Regions from separate parts of the Homo sapiens genome. Here all the other regions are linked to region 3. Evidence: read pairs that join two places in POLR2A ChIA-PET (ENCODE). Cell type or tissue: MCF 10A. All regions are shown on one strand. Region 1 overlaps LINC01483 (long intergenic non-protein coding RNA 1483). Region 2 overlaps LINC01483 (long intergenic non-protein coding RNA 1483). Region 3 overlaps LINC01483 (long intergenic non-protein coding RNA 1483).

Region 1 (4,000 bases), 62 kb before region 3:
AGCAAGAGAGAATGAGGCGGGAGGTGCTGCATGCTTTTAAACAACCAGATCTTATGAGAACTCACTCACTATCATGAGAATGGCACTGGGGGGATGGTGCGAAACCATTCATGAAAAATCCACCCCCATGATCCAACCACTTCCCCTCAGGCCGCATTTCCAACATTGAGGACTACAGTTTCACATAAGATTTCATGAAGACACAGATCCATATCCATATCACTTATCCACAGACACCCAATATATGCAACAGTCATTGTTAATAAAACAGCAATAATAATGTAAGACTTTACATACATTTACTCACTTCAAATCTCACAACAGTGCCATGAGCACGTATCATCCCCATTTTATAGATAAGAAAACTGAGGCACAGAGCACTTAAGAGATCCAAGGTCTCGCTTGGCATCAAAAGCCATCCTTTTAACAATACACTACGCTGCCTCCTATGCTGATAGTAAAAGTAGGAATCCTCTGTTTATCTTATTAGCCTTAAATATTGTGGACAGTGGCCCTTTAATTTTTTTTTTGTTATATGTGTGCTTGAAGGAAATTTTTTGTTATATAGAAATTTCCTATGAATACCTATGAATACATAGTTAAATATAATCATATTTTCATATTTATTTTTTCTTTCTTTTTCTTTTTCGACAGAGTCTTGCTCTGTCTCCCAGGCTGGAGTTCAGTGGCGCGATCTCGGCTCACCGCAACCTCCGCCTCCCAGGTTCAAGCAATTCTCCTCCCTCAGCCTCCCAAGTAGCTGGGATGACAGGCATGTGCCACCAAGCCCAGCTAATTTTTATATTTTTAGTAAAGGCAGGGTTTCACCATGTTGGCCAGGCTGAGTCAAACTCCTGACCTCAAGTGATCCGCCTTGGCCTCCCAAAGTGCTGGGATTACAGGCATGAGCCACAGCACTTGGCCACGTATTTATTTTCTTTCTTTCAGATTGTTTAGAAAGACATGCCCAAGAATAGAATTTACTTATTTTTTTCTATTTTGACTATAGTTGTATTTTCAAATAATTGTTACATATCTCTGATTGTAGAAAACTTAACTCTACGTTGTCAATTCCAAATCATCACTCACTGAGGCATCATGTGTATTCTTAAAATCTCAATCTAGTCATGCAACATAGCTTCCCCAAAATCTTCAGTAACACCCCAGATCATACAGAAAAAAAAGATAATTTTTTTTTTTGAGATGGAGTTTCACTCTTGTTGCCCAGGCTGGAGTGCAATGGTGCATCTCTGCTCACCGCAACCTCCGCCTCCCGGGTTCAAGAGATTCTCCTGCCTCAGCCTCCCGAGTAGCTGGGATTACAGGCATGTGCCACCATGCCTGGCTAACTTTGTATTTTTAGTAGAGATGGGGTTTCTTCATGCTGGTCAGGCTGGTCTCGAACTTCTGACCTCAGGTGATCTGCCTGCCTTAGCTTCCCAAAGTGCTGGGATTACAGGTGTGCACCACTGCACCGTCTGATAATTTTTGTTTGTTTCTTTGGCTTTCAAGATCTTGTAGGATCTAGTTCCAATCTACCTCTAATACTCTCCTCACTATTTCTCCAATTTTCACTAGATAAGCTATTCAGCATTTCCAGAAGACACCCCATATTTCCTATCCTCCTGCCTTTTCTTATTACCTGTTTCATTTTTAGAGGATGACCTCCCAAATTGGACACCTTATTTGCCATCAAGCTCAAATACTGTATCTTCTCTGCAGACTTCCTGAGTCCTTACTAGGAATTATCTCTTAGGTTGTCATTTCATGGTATACATGATTATTGCATCAATTACATGGAATAATAAAGCCCACCCCACATCCTCACAAATGTTCATTAGCTCCCAAAGGGCAAGGACCAAATCCTACTCAGTTATCTTTCCATTACAGAGCTCAGCAAATGAGCAAATACTCAATAAAAACATTGTGCAAATCAAATGGAATGAAAATGCTTGTGTCAGTTCACTCATTTGTCTCTAATGCAGTTCTTTCATCTCCTATTTTATCTCTTCTCTATTCACATCATTGTGTACCATATGTGAAGTTATCTGCAGCAGCATTGTAATGCATTATTCATATCCTAGAGCCCTTTTATGGAACGATTAATTTGAGGAATAAAAATATTTGGAAGTTTTCAGCTTTCTCTTTTACTCACATTTTGACTAAAAACGTTGGATAGCTATTAGCAGCAGGACTCTTAAAGGTAATGACATCTTATGAATGTGAATAAACTGTAGTCTAAGACATTTTAGGCAAAAAAGGTGTTTTGAAAAGCTGACTTTTCCTGAATCAAGTTGTTTTAAAAAATACCCACAATAACATGGTCATAAATATTTGCCGGCTGAAAGCTATACCTCTATGAAAATTGAGTGTTCAAAAAAAATGCTGTATGTATTTTTCAGGAACCTGAAGTCGTACTTACCTTATTTCTTTTATTAAATAGCCTAGTAACAAAACGTGTACTCCTTCAGAAGATGTAGGGTATTAGTTGAAGCTGTACTAGGCTTCCAGAATTGCAGTTCTCTTCCAGCAGTACTTCACAATTAGTATTCAAAAGCACTCATATAATAAAATAGAGATTATCTTATTTGAAAATACTATTTATGTCTTTTTCTAAAGAGGGCTTCCTTTTAAAATTAAGCATCAATCTCTGAAGTGAAATATGCATGTAACGGGCATAAAGCAGTTAACTGGAAAATCTTTTGTGACCACAAAACAATTTGGGAATACTAAGAGAGCACACATGTGAGAGCATCTTGCAGTCAAAATTCAACTAAGATGAATTTCAAAACTACTGTAGACAATAAACATCCTTCTCCCAACTTCAGCAACAGATATTTTAAAGCAGTAAGAATACTTTTAGGAAAGTTTAGCAAAAGAGAGTAAGTAGCAGAAATGGACATTTCTGCATTGCACTCATTGGATACATTTCAGGATCTCTGGTTCGGCACATGAACTTGCCACAGCCTCTTTCTTCCATATCATCATCTTCTACCGTTCACCCTTCATTCCACCCACACCAGTTTGTGCTTTTCTTTTTGCCTCAGCGTATTTTGGACTAAAAGGGCCAGAGACATTACAAAATTAAAAGAGGGTTTGGGCCTCTGAATTCTATCGACAGGAAACAGGCTGAAAATACTACCACTCAATTGCAAACACAGGGCAATGCTCATTGAAAAGGAAAGATGACCGGGTGTGGTGGCTCACGCCTGTATTCCCAGCACTTTGGGAGGCCGAGGCTGGCAGATCACTTGAGGTCAGGAGTTAGAGATTAGCTTGGCCAACGTGGCAACACCCCGTCTCTACCAAAATTAATACAGAAAATTAGCTGGGCATGGTGGCGGCTGCCTGAAATCCCAGCTACTCGGGAGGCTGAGGCAGGAGAATCGCTCGAACCCGGCAGGCAGAGGCTACAGTGAGCCAAGACCGCACCATTGCACTCCAGCCTGGGCAATAAGAGCAAAACTCCATCTCAAACAAACAAAAAAAAAAAAGGAAAGAGTACTCAGAGGTCAGAGCCAAGAGCCATGGAGAATCATTTCTAGGATAGAGGACTAAACCCTAACCTAGAAAGCCATAACTGTGTCCAGATGGATTTCAGAATCACTATGGACTAGGGATGAAAGTGTCTTCCAGTTTCTTCCTTTTTGAACTGGAGTGACTATAGCAGTTATCCTATGCCTAGCCCACATTCCATCATTGTATGTTGAGTGTGTGGTGAGCAGATAATTTGTCTTCATTGTTCACAGGCTCTCACATTGACAAAAACTGTATTAGAGGATTTGTAGTCAGTGAACTGCAAGGAGCCTCATGGACTTGGATCTAATGCACTTGGACCTGATTTGGATTGTGGGATCCTGGACCATGAATTTGAGCATAATGCCATAACAGAATGAGATAAGGGGAGCCTTGAAGAGGATAGGAGTTTATCTTACCAGTGAAAAGGTTTGAATTGTGTGGCCAGAGAGCAGACTGTATTTTCAGAAAATGTCCACAGCAA
Region 2 (4,000 bases), 74 kb before region 3:
CCATTAAAACTCTACTTGAAAATTACTCTAATCTCCTCTCCCTTCACGGCATTCATCTCTATTATTCAAAAGCTTACTATACATGTAATCATTATTCCCCAATTTCTTTACTTCTGAAATTTTAATTTCCAGGATTTTACTCCCTTTCTTACTACAATGTCCTGACTCTTCAGATTCTCCAACTTTTTCACTTCTTTGCTCCCTCTGCATGCAGCCTTAAGATGAATTGAGATTTCTGTATCTTTAACATCTCATATTTTATTCACTCCATTACCCAGTTCATGGGCCCTACTTCTTCCTCTTCCTAGCCTGGTGCCAATGGTGCTTCCTTCTATACTATTTATGCCATTAACTCTCCAGGGAACAATCCTACAATTGCCCCCTCTCTTTTTCTATATCCATTCTAATTTATTCTGGAAAAAGTCCACACACCTATTTCTATCAATGGTTACTATTCTAGTTACTATTGCTACATGTCGAACTGCTCACACGGTTTTATTTATTGTATCCTTTGGATCAAGACGTTGCCCACACAGTTTTATTATTTATTGTGTCCTTTGGGTCAAGAAGTCAGGAGTAGGACTCAGCTGAGTGATTCTTCCTAGTGTTGTGTAGTTTATTGGTTACAAATAAGACATAAAGCCAGCCTGAATTCATGAGGAGGAGAGTTAGACGTTACCTTTTCAAAGGAGGATGGCAAGTGTTACTGAACCAAACTAGGTTATTTTGTCTGCACTCATTGGAAAACCAAACACCAAAGCACCAGTAAACTGGGAAGGACATAGGAAGAAATGCTCAAATGTGTCTCCTTGAGCAGGGCTGGGTCAGGTTTTATAAGCATAGGCTGAGATGTGATTTGATTGGATCTCACAATGAGGTGATGCCAAGAGGCATGATCTGACTGGATCCTCCCATGGGGTGACAACAAGGCTCCATTTGATTGGATCCTGGGTTCTGCTATAGGGCATCTGTTTTGTAATTCAGTCCCCACTCAATGTGAGCACTTACATTCTACCCAGGGTGCACTCTTGGTTCATCTGGGCATGCTCAGGTTATGTGACCTTCAAACTGGGGGCACAGGGCAACTGAAAAACATCTCACTGCTTCATGACATAAAAGTTGAACCAGATTGGTCTGGTGTGGTTACACAAGGCCACATCTCAACATTGCACGTAGAATGGTTAAAATTGTTGAAACCATCTATGGAAAATACAAAATGCCATTCTAGCCCCCCAAAAAGTGGATAAATGGCTTTAATAAGTTTGAATGATGATATTATATTCATCTCATATTTGTCTCAAAATTATTATGCTTATAATTTATTCTGCTCATAATTATTTGGGTCATAATCTCATTTCCTAACAAAATTTAAAACAAATGTTAAGTAACAGTCCCGAGTATTGAGAAAATCAGTAGAGTCCACTTATTTTCTAGGGGCATGGGAACAGCAGGCCACACAGACAATGTTCTACAGGTCAGGAGATCTGAATTAGAGCAAGTAGACCTGAATTTGAATAAAAAATAGCAAAGAAAAAATAACAAATCTGTGTAGGAGACTTTATTTTTATATTACATCTCATATTAGAATCAGCGGGGAAAGTCTCAATAACTAAAACGTGCTTTCTTGAAGGCTTGCTTTCATTACCTTACATTCATGACTGATAACTGTGTGTCCCATCACACCAGGCAATTTCACACACACCATTTCATTTAGTGCTGAGTTGCGTCAGGTGAGAATTATGATCCTGACTTCCATCGAAAAACATTGTAGTGAAAATAGAGCATGTAGACACACTGTAGTGTGTAGTGAAAATAGAGCATGTAAACACACTGTAGTGTGTAGTGAAAATAGAGCATGTAGACACATTGCAGTGAAAATAGAGCATGTAGTTAGTAAGTAGAAAAATAAAGATTCAAAAATGACACCTTTGTGACCCAAACCCAGTGCATGGTCTACAAACATAAGATTCATTCTGAAGAAGATGCAGAGAACTCTGTGAGTAGTAACACTAAGAGTGACAGGATTATATACACAGGGTAGATAACAACTGAAATAGCATAGTAGCAACTGCTAGAGAAGAAGTACTCTCACTGACCCACATGAAGGGATTTCTGGGCTAAAGGGATGCATGTTCAAAATAAGATTGCATATTCATGAGCTAGCCCTGCCAAAGGGCTGTACTAACTTATTTGGTCACAACTGTGAAGGAGCGTGCATCTTTCTCCCACCCTCACCAACACAGAGTAGAACAAATTATTTTCTAACATGTATCCATCTCCTAGACAAAATATATCTCATTTTATTTGTAGTAAATTGGCTATTATTGATAATGTGCACCTTATGTTTATTAATCACGTGGATCTCCATTTTTATGTATGTATACTTCATTCTTCCTGGTGCTCTAGTGAGAATACCTCTCCAGCAGCACACTACTGAGAAATGTCTTCCAAGTCCAGTATCTCAAAGGAAGTCTCTCTTCATCTCTGAGAACAGTGGGCCATTCAGTCTCCCTACACTTTCCAGCTTAAAATATTCATAACCCCCCTCTAAAACTCCATACAAAGAAAAGCCTCACATCTCTCATCACCCTAGTGTTACAGATCTTTGGGGTGTCACTTTTCTGACTGGAAACCTGTGGCCAGTCGTGCCTTTGCCCAAGTTTTGCTTGGGCCTGCTGGGCTCATTCTGCCCACTCAGCCTGGCGGGTGGTGCACAGCTCACGGTGCCAGCCTAAATCCCATAGCTTCAAAAGAGACGCAAGTCAGGTGTGGAGCAGCAATGGGTGTGTGAGTGGGTGTGGGGTCTGGCCACTGTGCAGTCAGACCCACCAGTTGCCTGCCAGCTACCATGGGGCAGGCAGCTCCAGGTGCTGTCATGGCACTGGCTCTCTGCGAGGCTGTGGCTGGACCAGGTGGACAGCAAGCCACTTCCCTGGCTGGCCCCGGGGAATGCAGTGGCACGTGAAAGCTTGGAGATGCCAGGAACTGCAGGGCCCCAGAGAGAGAGTCACAGCCCTGGCTCAGGGAGCTCCCACGTCTGGGCTGCCTGAAAGGCTGCAGCTCTTCTCTCCTTCTCTTCACCCACAATGTGACAAGAAAGGGGCATGCTTCAGCCCTGTTTGTGTTACAGCCCTTTTAGCCTCACCATTCAGCAGGCCCCAAGTTCTTGTCCTGAAACCAGGAAGAATACATTATGCAAAGTGAAGGGTGAGCCAGACAAAGAGGAGCTTCATTAAGCAATAGAACAGCTCAGTCTCCTGAAGGGGGCAGCTCCTTTCCACAGCCAGGGTGCCTTGTTGAGTGTTCAGATCCTAGCAGAGAGAGTAGCTCTGCTCTGCAGGCAGGTTGTCCCAACAAGTGTTCACTCCCAGCAGAGAGTGTAGCTCCTCTCTCCAGCTGGTCATCCCACCATCTGTGTAGCTCTCAGCAGAGAGGAGGTTCTGTAGTGGGTTGCTCCTCTCTGTAGCTGGTCATCCTGATGTCTGCAGCTCACAGCAGAGAGAAGTCCCTGGAGTGGGTGCCTCCTCTCAGCAGCCAGTCGTCCCAATGTCTGCTCAGCTTTGGCTGAGCCCAGGGCTTTTATGAGCCTCAGAAGGGAGGAAGTGTGTGCCAATTGGTCCAGGGGCAGCCATGGGCAGGCCTGGAAAAAGCACCACAAGTTCCCACTCCAGTCTGTGGGACTGGCATCCTGGCCCCCAGCTTTCAGGCCCTCCCTGTCCTGAAGGTGGGGCCTCACCAGGGACCTGTTCCCTTCCACCCAGGAACCTGCCTCTCTCCTGCAGCTGTTCATGGCTCCCAGGCTGTAGGTGCCAAGGGGCACCTGTAGGCCAGCATTAAGCTGCCTTCAGCCCCCTCATCAGCTTCTCTCCTATGCTCATCAGCATCCCAAGTCCGGAGGTGGCCAAGGCAGCAGAGGTCTGGCATGTCAGCATTGCCCTGAGCATGTGCACACCTGGCTGGGCTGTGACAGTGCCTGGGCTTGGCCCTGAATTTGCTCTGA
Region 3 (4,000 bases):
TCACCAGAAAACCCTTTCCTGACTCTCCATGTTTCCAACACCATTCTCTATCATTCTGCTCTGTTGGGTTTGTTCAAAGTGTCTATCACAATTTTGGATGGTTAGTTCACTTATTTACTATCTTTACCCTAGGTTAGACCATAAAGGCCACAAAGTTGAGGGCATATCCCTTTTGTTTTCTTCCATATATAACAAGCGTCATATGGTGCTTAACACTCAATACATATTTGTGAATGGATGAATGTATCAGAAAAAAAGTGGTTCCAATTCTCTATTGCTCACTGATGGTGATTTTAGGCAGATAGCTTTTCCTTTCTAAGCTTCAGTTTCTTCTTCTGCAAAATCAAGAGATTCCAGAACTGACAGAATGGTTATTTCTCTTCACCTAAGAACTTCTAAGGCTTTCTCTTCTGCGATGCTTTCCCAAGCTAACCGATCTCATTCTGGGCCCACTGAATGCCTAACCTGAAATACTATTTTGCAGTGGTTGTCTTAGTTACTGTAAGGTCCCTGGAGACACGAACCGGGGGCACTTGGAGAAAGAGAGAAGGCTGGGCCACATAGAAATTTTGAGAATCCTGAAGAATCTTTTAAGAATGAAGAAATACCCAAATATGGTAACAAAAAGTGTCAGAAATGTAACCATTTTAATTTTGATGAAAAAAAACTGTCAAAATTTCCTTCAACAGAAGTACTATTCAAATGTTTACTGAGCATTAACTACATGCATTAAAGACCATAAAACATTTTTCATCTATTATCTCATTTAATGTGACATTTGGGGGATCCCATTGAACGATGACTCTCAGATGCATACACTTGTAAGTCTCTATCCATTTGGAGTCTGACTTGGCCCTGTGACTAGCTGTGACCAATAGGATGTTAGCAAGAATAATGCAGTGGAGGTTTGAATACGTGCTTGCACACTGGGGCTTGTCTTCTTGAACTGTTCCTCCATGAAACCCAGCCACCATGCTGTTACTAAACCCAAAAAGCGACCTGCAAAGGCCCACAGAGAGGAGAATCAAGGGCCCTGGTCCATAGCCCCAGTAGGGCTCCCAGGCCACAGCCAGCACCAATTGCCAGCTATGTGAGTGAAGACATTTGGGGCCTTCCAGACATCCCACAGTGACACTCCATGAAGCAGGACTGCCCAGTCAATAATCTGTAGAATCATAAGAAAAACAATGATTTCTTTTTCTAAGCCACTAAATTTGGGGGTGATTTGTTACTACCCCAAGCAGTCTCAAGACTAGATAGTATCTCACTTATACAGAAGAAAAACAGACTCAAATGGCAAATGATCAAAATCCGATTATTATTTTAATTCTGGTTTATATTTGCCACCTTCTCTGGAGACTAGTGAAAGACCCTTCAAAATAGCTGATTTACCTAGAGCTCCAATTGAAGAGGAATCCTTGTATGGATCACATGACCCAGTTCCCTCCACCTCAAGCCACAGGTGACTAAAACAAATTGGCAACTAACTCAAAAACAGCCAAATCATCAGCTGGCCAGCAACCTACAGTGTGGCTTGGAGTGCAAGTCAAAATAACAAGTCAGACTAAACCCCATCAGGTTTCCTGTCTGAAGAATTTTAACTGAAAATTCTGAATGACTAAGGCAGCTAAGCAGTAGAACCTGAAGTCAACATGACAGCATGTGTTAGGCAGAAATATGACATATTGCAACACACCAAAGTTATGAGAAAGCATAATATAAAGTAATATGAGCAAGCAGAAAGTATAAAGAAAAACAATATGTAAGAATACAGGTGAATATTGTATTGATTGATACCCAAAAGCAGAAGGAGGCAGAGGGAGCTGTGCAAAGACACAGAAAAAGGAAAAACAGCCATGTGTCAGGGCCTCCATATGACCCCCCATACCTGCCTAGTTTCCCAGTGGTTTTTCAGTTATGAATTTAATTCGTTGTCTTTTAATGAAGCCATCTTTCCTTAAAATAATTTGAGTAATTTTCTGTCTCTTGCAACCTTGACAGCCAAACTAAAACAAATTTCAAACAGGAAATAATTTCCACCATGAAAAATTTACCTAGGAATGATTATGATTTTTTCTAGTTCCTTTTAACAAGCATTTATTTAATTTTTAACAAGCAGGCTTTTGCAATTGTTAGATAGAGATAACGGAAATGGGGAACCCTGAGAAAAATTTATGTCCCAAGATAATTTCTATCCAGAATGACTTTAAGCTATGCAGAATAATTTGAGCTATTTGATTACCAAAACGTTCAATTTAGAGTTCAAGGCCCCAGCACCTTCTTCAGACACTTGCAACCAACAGCTTCTCATTTGACCCAATTTGCCTTGTGAGTTAGTATGCACATAAGCATGATAACCAGCCCCCCAAAATTTATATCATCCATGAGTAGCTGTATCAAACTTTACAAGTCTAGAAAAGAAATGAATAAACTAGTCAAAGGAAGAAGGGAAATGTTAGTGCTGCAAAATAAGTTAATTCTACAAACAATTTTTTATATAATTTTAAACCTGATTTTGATTAGAAGATTTAAACCCTTAGAATTATTTACTTTGGTTATTCTTTGTCAGATTTATGAAGTTCTGTCTTTAAAAAATGTGTATATTGCTGAAAGATTGTAAAATTTAATAGCAAACAGATTACGTACTTAGGAATAGACTAAGCACAATTAGCACTCACATTCCTCCCACTCCTATAAATAACTCAGTTTCCTTTCCATGTCTGCAAATTTCATTAGAGTAGTGGAAAAAAAGAGGGGGGGAGAATAAAAAGGGAAAAAGAAAAGGCTTCTGATTCTCTTTTACTGCAAAGTACAGATCCAATCATTCAATCGGGGTCTTTGTACAGCCCTAGGAAGGGGCACAGGGAAGGAGTGGGGGCAGAGTAAAATGATTCTGTCTCTGGGTCTTTGGGGAGAAACTTTTCTACATGTGGCTTTGGAATTAACCTGCTAAAAAAGTGTACTGGCCTTTCCAGCAAGCAACCTGCCTCATGGACTTCTCCAAGATGAGCTTCAGTGATCTCAGAACAAAACACTTTGTCCCTTGCATAGTTTCAAGTTATATTTACTTTAGAGATTCTACTTAATTTAGCAGTTTAGTGTTAATCGTGTCTATAAAAAGAAAAAGACTGAGACAGGTGTTAGAGGAAGGTATCTGGAAGAAGTGAAATTCTGGAAGCATGAAATGTACAAGTTCCTTCAGAGACTCTTGTGCCCCACCCACCATGTCACTCCCCTCTAGGGAAAAGTCTGTGCCTAAACATATTTTAAGCACCTGGGTTTATGTTCAGTTCTTGGAGAGGTCTGTTTGTGTAAGGTGAGGTGGAGAATAGAGAATTTTCTTCATTTTTGTACTGTGTGAAGGAAAAAACTCTCTGTTTTCATAATCTGGATATTTCAAAACACTCTTAGGTGAAAGTTTGTATTTAAAACGTGAAAAAAAAAATCTAGTTTAAAAGTGGGTAAAGGACTTAGTAGATATTTCTCCAAAGAAGAGATAGAAATGGACAGCACGTATATGAAAAGATTCTCAACATCAGTAATCATTAGGGAAATACAAATCAAAACCACAATGAGATACCACCTCATACCCACTGGGATGGCTATTATTAAAAAAAAGGAAAAAAAGAAAAACAGAAAATGACAAGTGTTGATGAAGATGTGAGGAAACTGGAACCCTCGTGCATTTTTGGTGGGAATGTAAAATAGTGTAGCTGCTGTGGAAAACAGTATGACAGTTCTTTAAAAATTAAAAATATAATTATCATATGATCCATCAATTTCATTACTGGATATATACCAAAAAAAAAATTGAAAGCAGGATCTCAAAGAGATATTTACATATCCATATTTATGGCAGCATTGTTCACAATTACCAAAATGTGGAAGCAACTCAAGTATCTACTGACAGACAAATGGATAAATAAAATATAGCATATACATATTATTCAGCCTTTAAAAAGAAGAAAATTTTGTCTCATGCTACAACATGAATGAATCT

The links. Peaks named below come from ENCODE experiments on the same cell type or tissue, not always from the same donor. Only the 100,000 strongest peaks of a DNase experiment are listed, where the experiment ranks them.
Region 1: POLR2A ChIA-PET joins it to region 3 with 5 read pairs; 3 of 35 experiments call an interaction of 5 or more read pairs at or near these places.
Region 2: POLR2A ChIA-PET joins it to region 3 with 5 read pairs; 3 of 35 experiments call an interaction of 5 or more read pairs at or near these places.

What each region holds. Positions count from the first base shown.
Region 1 is chr17:69,789,424-69,793,423 of GRCh38, reverse strand. All of the region lies in intron 3 of LINC01483 (long intergenic non-protein coding RNA 1483), which reads right to left. Among named protein-coding and RNA genes, the nearest start is that of LINC01497, 170 kb to the left of the region's middle. In MCF 10A, no CTCF peak of the experiment used is centred here; no DNase peak of the experiment used is centred here.
Region 2 is chr17:69,801,491-69,805,490 of GRCh38, reverse strand. The region is part of intron 3 of LINC01483 (long intergenic non-protein coding RNA 1483); the gene reads right to left. Among named protein-coding and RNA genes, the nearest start is that of LINC01497, 160 kb to the left of the region's middle. RefSeq lists enhancers at 2,375-3,336, 3,337-4,000. In MCF 10A, no CTCF peak of the experiment used is centred here; no DNase peak of the experiment used is centred here.
Region 3 is chr17:69,727,713-69,731,712 of GRCh38, reverse strand. All of the region lies in intron 3 of LINC01483 (long intergenic non-protein coding RNA 1483), which reads right to left. Among named protein-coding and RNA genes, the nearest start is that of LINC01483, 140 kb to the right of the region's middle. In MCF 10A, no CTCF peak of the experiment used is centred here; a DNase peak (open chromatin) is centred at 1,552.